Linked DNA regions of Homo sapiens: region 1 is linked to region 2. A link is a loop called in an ENCODE intact Hi-C map of the cell type or tissue named here. Cell type or tissue: Calu3. All regions are shown on one strand. Each heading gives the region's core, and the rest is flanking DNA. Links, peaks and the distances in the headings are about the cores only.

Evidence for each region. Hi-C counts contacts between places; a loop is a spot of excess contacts. Peaks named below come from ENCODE experiments on the same cell type or tissue, not always from the same donor. Only the 100,000 strongest peaks of a DNase experiment are listed, where the experiment ranks them.
Region 1: it touches region 2 in a loop (6-fold over the local background); 1 of 110 quality-filtered maps calls a loop at or near these places.

Annotation. Positions count from the first base shown.
Region 1 is chr12:18,240,670-18,245,080 of GRCh38, forward strand. It overlaps a transcript of PIK3C2G not described here. Among named protein-coding and RNA genes, the nearest start is that of PIK3C2G, 19 kb to the right of the region's middle. In Calu3, for the core only: no CTCF peak of the experiment used is centred there; a DNase peak (open chromatin) is centred at 2,298.
Region 2 is chr12:18,147,118-18,151,528 of GRCh38, forward strand. No RefSeq gene overlaps it. Among named protein-coding and RNA genes, the nearest start is that of RERGL, 59 kb to the left of the region's middle. In Calu3, for the core only: no CTCF peak of the experiment used is centred there; a DNase peak (open chromatin) is centred at 2,104.

The sequences.
Region 1 (4,411 bases), core at 280-4,279, 93 kb after region 2:
ATCTTATAATTTTTGTGGACTTTGTAGATGAGTAAACTGAGATTAAGAGGTTAAAATTTTAAAACACTTACCAAATTACAAAATAATTCTAGCAAAGCCGAGCTACCTAAGTAGGCCTCCTAACTCTAGATAGAAGTTATTTTTACTAGACCAGTAATTCTCAGTGTCCCTATAAATCTAGGGGTCTCAGACATCCTTTGAGAAGGTCCCTGAGGTCAAAACCACTTTCATAAAAATACAAAATGTTATTTGCCTTTTTCAATTTGTTGATATTTGTGCTCATAGTACAAGTGCCATTGTGGGTAAAGCAGCTAGCACCAATCAAGGAAGTGGCTCCAGATTTTTCTAGTAGTTACCGTTTTCCTCAGTGGCGTACAGGAATTTTTTTCTTAAGTCAGTTTCATTAAGAATGAAAGCAGTAAAAATACTTTTTTTTTTTTTTTTGAGACGGAGTCTCACTGTCACCCAGGCTGGAGTGCAGTGGCGCGATCTGGGCTCACTGCAAGCTCCGCCTCCCGGGTTCACGCCATTCTCCTGCCTCAGCCTCCCCAGTAGCTGGGACTACAGGCGCCCGCCACCACGCCCAGCTAATTTTTTGTATTTTTAGTAGAGGTGGGGTTTCACCGTGTTAGCCAGGATGGTCTCGATCTCCTGACCTCGTGATCCGCCCGCCTCGGCCTCCCAAAGTGCTGGGATTACAGGCGTGAGCCACCGCGCCCGGCCAAAAATACTTTTTATATGAAGCAGTATAATCATTATCTTTAATAAAATCTCAACCTTTGAATGCATCTTGTTTTAACACACTGTGTAATTACATGGGACTTATACATAAAGTACTTTTGTTACATATCAAAGGATAATGATTGTGTCTAGAAAAAGCTAAGGTTCATTTATTTTAACTGAAAACTGAACTAACTCCCTTTCTCGGTAATGCTGTCCTCTTGAAGAAATGACTAGCAGATACCATGGCTATTGAGACTTGGGTATGAGGTATTTGGTATTCTCAAAAATGAAAGAAAGTAACTTTGTAACTCAAGGAAAACAATTTACTATAATTATTGCCAATAGCAAAATCAAATCCTTGAAGTAAAAATTTGAATTTTGTGAAGTCTGTACCCACCACTCTGAGCTTTATATGTTCCTAATACTTAAAGATTTAGGTCAGCAGTTACATTAACAAATGCGATTTGCTTTTTGATATTGTATAATAAAATGTGTCAACATTTGGAACATTGCATAACTTAGTAAATCAGTATTTTCCAAATAAAATATGCTTGATGTTACAAAATTACAAAATGCATGAGTTAAACATCCATTGCAAGATGAATTTTAATGTAATAGTTTAGGAAAACTTTATCAGTACAGTTAGAGCTTCCATATTGCAACTATCATTTGAAAAACTATCACCTAATGAATTTTGGTGAAATACCAAATAACAATATCCACAATTATCTAAAAATACTTTCTCTTTTCAACTACGTATCTGAGTGATCCTGGATTCAAAACAGTATGTTGCAGCAGACTGAATTCAGAAGCAGATGTCAGAATCCATTTGTCTATTAAGCCAAACACAAACAAGTTTTGCAAAAATGTGAAAAAACTCTTCTCATTATTATTTTTTTAATAACTATTTGTAAAATTAAATATATGATTTATTTTGCCAAGCAATAGTTTATTATTGTTGTTTTAAAATAAAATGTTAAATACGTATTTTAAATATTTCTGAATTTTAATTCCTAATGTGGCAAATCTTAAGTCTTTTCAGAGGTTTTTATCTTTTAGATTATAAAAGATGCCCAAGGCCACAAAGTTTTGGGAAGGGCTGTATAGACTGAACTCCATGCCTTAAGAGGAAAATGAAGCCAATATATTCTTACAAGAGAAGAGATACACGACAAAGCAACAACATACACCTTTCATTCCAACTCTGCTGAGTCATCGATGGTACTTTTAGATCTTAGGCGGGTAACAGCAAAATAAGGTGAGAATTTCAAATAATCAACTTTCTAAGATAAATTTATAAAAGCCCTTTTATAGCACTGATCCCCTATCTTAGTTCTTGGAAGTTAATGAAAGAGGGAAGTTTAAACAACTAAATTAATACTAGTAACAGTTAAGTTGTATGAATTAAGTGTGTCAATAGTAAGTGTTAACGGAAGAGATTGGAAAAACTGATTTTCCCAGTCACTCAAGGTGCTCAAACCGATCATGGGAACATGTAGTTTTATTTGTGTAGCAACTGATAAGATAAAATCAACAGAGACCAAAACTCCTTTCACAGTGTTATAGTGAATCATTAAACACGAAACGAGCCTCTGACCTTGCCCTGTTGGCATTTCTACTGGCCAGAGAAATACAACTTAAAGAAGAACATATAAGGTAAGTAATGTAAATGTACACTGTACTATGAAATGTATCCTGAAATGAAGTTTTCAACATCAAGATTATTTGATTTATGTAATCAGAAATGCCTGAATAATTATAAAATTATTAATTCATAAAGTTTAAATCCTATAAAGTCTTTCTGTGTGTGTGTGTGTGTGTGTGTGTGTGTGTATTTTAATTTCAATGATAATTTTCCTAGATAACAAATTGTTGACAGAATAGAGTAAAGCAAGAATAATTACTACATTTGCAGGTGTTGGGTAAAAATTTTTTCAGATAAAAAAATTTTAAAAGAATAATTACTACAGTAATTAAATTGTTGGTGATCTTGGTTGAAAACTCTTCTGTTAGAGATGGCACCATCCCAGAAAGGTTAAATCATATGTTAAAGGTCAGTATGTGACTTCTACCTGGCCCAAAGTACAATTCAAATTCAAAGAAAACAAGGGGGTAAATTAAAATTAAAAACACAGATAATTAAAAACATTTTAATCACAATTATCAAGTGCAGTTGAAAAATTATAATTAGTGAGAGTAGACACTAAGCCCTGAAGAAACAAGTGGTGAGAAACTAAAGTGCTTGTTATGGAGCCATCAATTTAGATTTCTTTTTGTCTATTAGTTTATGAAACTGGCTTTCATTTTTAATGCGTACTCCCATTTCCTATAATTCCTCCATTTTCAAATAGAATTTCAAATTCAGAAACTCTAAATGTGACACCCAGCTTCACACTGGATTTGCTACTTTAATAATGTAAATTAGGTTTCTAGAAAATACAACAGAAAAAAAACAGAAGACTTTTTAAAATATGTAAAAGGCACTTATAAACTCTAATTTATTGAACATCCTGAGGATGTTTATGTGCTAGGTATTATAACAGACAAAAGAATACCAAGAAAATTAAGACTGAGTCCCTGCCTTCCAGAGCTTATATTCAGTAAGAGAAGAAGGGAGAATTAAGCACAAGGTACAGTGTGGTAATAACTATGAGAACAGAGGGTATATTACATGAGTATAGCATAAAATAGTGATTAAAAATACATTAGTTGTCAAAATGATCTTGGTAAATTCAAAATGCCAAATCAAGCAAAATAATTTTATTCACTAAAGAAAATGTCTAGAAGAAAAATATATTTTACCCCAAATTCTATAATCTGTAACAGGATAGAAATCTAACTGCCAGTCAGTAAAGGTAATAAAATAACCATCAGCTAATAGCAGAGCCTAAAATAAAAATAAAAGAATACTAAGATAATTCCAGTATAGTGAGCTCTATTCAAACCATTAGTAGAAAATAAATTATAGAATCTAATATGTTAGATTGTTTAATAAAGTGGAATACTGGGGGTTCTTGATAAATTGCTTAAAAGGTATAATAAAACAGAAAATTTAGTAAACAAGAACTTTTTCCGTACTTTTGGTAGAATTCTGAGCTTATCTCATACCTGCTTTCTGGGTCTCAAAACTACATTTATCCAGGAGATCCACAAATCCAATCATTTTCTCTGCATTTTACGCTATCTCTAAAAGTGATTTACAAGTAAATTAAAGTGTTAATCAAATCAGGAAAATACTACAATTTCCAGCCATTATTTAATCAGGTATGTCTTAGGCACTGCCGCGATGCTATCAAGCTGCTTCCAAATGTGAAGAGTAACTAAAGGGAAGATCCAGTCTTGTCCTGGGGACACTTATAATATTTTTCTAACAATGAACATTAATCTCAGAAGTAATTCAGAAGCAATGTATGGCAATATGGAGTTAGCATAGATTATACATAATATTGGTGGCATCTTAAAAAGAAGAAGGCACAATTTTTGAAAACAAGCTTATTATAAAATATTATTTGTGAAGTCAAAGATCGAGGTTATATTTTCAGCTTTATAATTCTTTTGGGTGGCTCCAAGCAAGTTCTCTGTTCCCTCTTAGTCTCAATGTTTCAACTGTAAAGATGTATTTTTATTCACCCAATCTGTTTCACAGAATTTTTGTGAAGATCAAATGATAAAGCATGTGAACTGAAAA
Region 2 (4,411 bases), core at 336-4,335:
GAGCCTGAAATTAAAAATTCCAAAATAAATAATCAAATCTAACAATGAGAATAATGATCCAAAACACTAACACTTGAAAGCTGCTTTCACACCAGATAAAATGAAAACAACCAAAGTGTTTTAAAAGATAAAAACAGGAGCAAGTATGTTCAGTCTGTAGAAAGCTAAATAAAAGAATCATTAAAGAATCAACTCCAAAAGTGAAAAAGGGCAATTAAAAATGATATAAAAAGTGAATAGAGAGAATATCTAAAAAATCAACACATTATCTCTAGAAGAAAAACATTCAATAGAAGAGATGTGAACAAAATCAAATAATTAATAGAAGACAATGAGGAATTTTCTTGGTGTGCAGTAATGAGAGACAAGTAAATTTTTAAAATATAAAGGAGCAGCTAAGAGACATAAAGAATAAATTGAGAGTCTTCAACTCTAACAGGAATCCAAGAAGCGTGGCCGAATGGTAGGAAATCATTTAAAGAAACAAAAGCTCAGTGAAATACTTGAGTCTTGACAGAAAACTTACATTCATCAGAAATTAAAGATAATCAATTATAAATGTAGATAGAGAAGAAAGTCAGATCGCTGAAAAGAAATTAGAGACAATTAGACTTTCAATATACTTATCAGCAATAAAAAATACTGGAAGACAAAAGTATGATGTTCTTAATGTGCCAAAGAAAAATAACTTTCCACTGAAATTTCTATTTTTGGCCACACTAACATTCAAGAAGACTGATAAAGATATTTTCAGGTATTAAAAAATGAGAAAATTCATAGTCCCCAAATTCACACTGAAAGGCTTATTAAAATATATGCTTGGCCGGGCACGGTGCTTCATGCCTTTAATCCCTGCACTTTGGGAGGCCAAGGCGGGCAGATCACGAGGTCGGGAAATCGAGACCATCCTGGCTAACACAGTGAAGCCTCATCTCTACTAAAAATACAGAAAATCAGCAAGGCATGATGGCACGCACTTGTAGTCCCACCTACTCAGGAAGCTGATGCAGGAGAATCGCTTGAACCCAGGAGGCGGAGGTTGCAGTGAGCCGAGATCATGCCACTGCACTCTAGCCTGGGTGACAGAGCAAGACTCCGTCTCAAAAAAAAAAAAAAAAAAAAAAAATATATATATATATATATATGTATATATATATATACTTATACAAGAAGAAAACAGCCAAGATAGATAGGAGTAGTCATATGAATATTATGATGTAAAATGGCAAATTGAATTAGTTATTGATTTATGAATCATAGCATAGCTAATTGGAAACTAAAAAATATAAATGATAAAACTAAGATTGTAATTAGTACTACTGGGAGGGGAATGGTTCAGAGTTAAAGGGCTGACGTTTCTTGTCTTTTAAAGATGGGAGAGAATAATGTTGCAAGATTTTAAGTTGTGTTAAAGAACTTAGTTATATATGTATGTTCCACACTTAAAGCTAAGTATTGTAATAGACAAATACTCTATCACTTCTAAAACAACAGAAGCATGAGAAAGAGAGTAAGAATACATATTCTGTCCAAACAAATTTATAAAACAAAAGAAAGTGAGGAATTTAAAAAATAGAACTGGGAAATAAAAAACACAACATAAGTATGTGTGTGTTTGTGTGCATACACACACAACAAATATAAACAAGTGGTATTTATCAATTTATTTAAGAAAATTAAAATAAAACTTCAGACCTAATCTGAATCAAGACAAATGATAAATCTACCTAATCAAGACATATGGTAAATCTACATCTCACTGAAAAAACTGAAAAATAAAAATATTCAGCAAAAAATCCAGAAAAATAATTTTTAAAAGAGTCTATGTAATAACATATAACATAGATCAATTTAGAAAACTGACATATTAACTTTAAAATGAGGGCAAATTTAAATTTAATATAAAAATCAGAGAAGTGAATAGACACAGCACATAACAATAAAAAGCATAATTCAAACATTGTAGTGGGCTCACTGGTGCTCACAGGTAGCTGGTGATCCTGTCTTTCTGGACATTGAAGTTTGTACTTCTCCCCTCTGCAGTGAGTCACTCCTCTGTGATTAATTCTAATCAATGAAATGTGAGCATGAGAGATGTGTGATCCTTCTGAGCAGAGGCAGTCGAAAGCCCATGCATGGTTCTTTAGTCTGGCTCTTTGCCTGCTCTCATAGCTTAAAAAAAAATGAGTCTGGTGTGGTGGCTCATGACTGTAATGCCAGCAATTTAGGAGCCGAAGGCAGGAGGATTACTTGAACCCAGGGGTTCCAGACCAGCCTAGGTAACAGTGAGACTCTGTCTCAACAAAAAATACAAAAATGAGCCAGGTATGGTGGCATGCACCTGTTGTCCCAGCTACTCAGGAGGCTGAGTTGGGAGGACTGCTTTAGCCTGGGAGTTACAGGCTGCAGTGAGCAGTAATCACACCACTGCACTCCAGCCCAGGTGAAAGAGCAAGATCCTGTCTCAAAAAAAAAAGATAATGTTTACCCAAAATCTTCAAAAGTGAAGACAATAGAAGCATTGCATTGCAATAGACGTGGAATGCAGCTAAATAATTTTTGGTGAAAATTGTAAAATTGCAAATGTGTTTATTAATAAAACAAGACACCCTGAAAAATTATTAAGTAGTCAACACAAGAAGCTTGGAAAAAGAACAAGAGTAAATCTAAACTTAAAAATGAAAGAAAAATATTTAAAGCAAATAGTATAAATTAATTTAAAAGAACAACAAGAAAATTAAAAAAAAATTAAAACCTGATTTTAAACCTTTGGTAAAATAAAGAAAAAAAGAGTTATGATACAAATAAGTTACATTACAAACAGAAAAGAAAAAATGTACACATAGTACATATAGAAAGGGGAAAAATTAAGAAAATTTCAAGTAGCAGGGAATTTTAAGTGCTCTCTCCTTTCTTGCTGGACTTGCTCTAGCACTAAACGGCAGAAATAAATAGAAGAGTGATAAAGGGATATTTTATTAGTTCCTTGTGTGAAATGTGTCTAGGAGTATGCAGTATGACTATTGCAATCAGTGTAGCCCTGATTGTTCAGTGTGGATAAGTTCATTCTCATATATGAGTGCATAAAACTGTGATGTTTATATACTTATGCGTAAACATTTCTCTCTTGATTATTTGTCTATATATTTGAGAGAATTTTTTATTTTACTTTTTTTATTTTTCTGTATTTTTTTGAGGATGCATTTTAATTTTATAACACATAAAATAAAATCAAATGGTACATACAAAGAATTTTTATTGAAAATATTTGTATAGGGCCCAGCACGGTGGCTTATGCCTGTAATCCCAGCACTTTGGAAGGCCAAGGCAGATACATCACAAGGTCAAGAGATCGAGACCATCCTGGCCAACATGGTGAAACCCCATCTCTACTAAAAATACAAAAATTAGCCCAGTGTGGTGGCACGTACCTGTAGTCCCAGCTACTCAGGAGGCTGAGGCAGGAGAATTGCTTGAGCCCGGGAGGCAGAGCTTGCAGTGAGCCAACATTGTACCACTGCACTCCAGCCTGGCGACAGAGTGAGACTCCGTCTCAAAACAAACAAACAAAAAAATTGAATACTGCCTCCTACATATCTCATAATATTTAAAGCATGGCCAGATACAAAATACATGGTTTACATAAGTGAAAGTTGATTTCGTTCTAAGATGTATCACAGTTACATTGAATTAAAGATTGAGGGGACACGTGGAGAATCCCTTCTGTCAAAAATTGTATTATGTTAATGTTAGTATGCTAAGAGATGAGTAGTAAAAGTAGAGTCTAAGCTTTAAAACATTCATTTTCAAAGCTAAATTGGCGCTAAATTCAAAACAGTTTAATATATCATATCTTTCTGCTAACATATGAAAAAACACGCTACTCTGTGGGCAAGCTAGCACTATATAAAGCTTTTCCTCTGTAGTGTTCTACAAGCACTCTAGTAAACAATAAGCTTAAGAAAGTTCCAGCTTCATGGTAGATGAGTACTATGCAAGCCCCATAATATGCTATAAACTGAATTCTCATCAGAATTTAAGTAGTTTAACAGCTAGGCTAGATATTTAAGGCACAACATGATGCAATGACAAGTTTCTAGCTTTAGTTATTTATCTGTAACAAGACTGATAACGAGATGATTCAGCCAAGCAAAAGACAATGTAGAAAAAAATGGAACAAAAGAAGGTCAGGATTTCAAAATATCAGATATATATACTTATGAATGAACCAATATACTCACATTCAAGTACATAATGTAGAGGAAAAAAAGGTAGCTATCTAAACATGGGGAGAGTAAACCATGATGACAAAGATGCATAATATCTTTTAATCAATATATAAAATGTTACAGTTGTAAATGTCTTAGTTATTTTCAACTAAATTTAACAAACATTTATTAATAAGGCATTA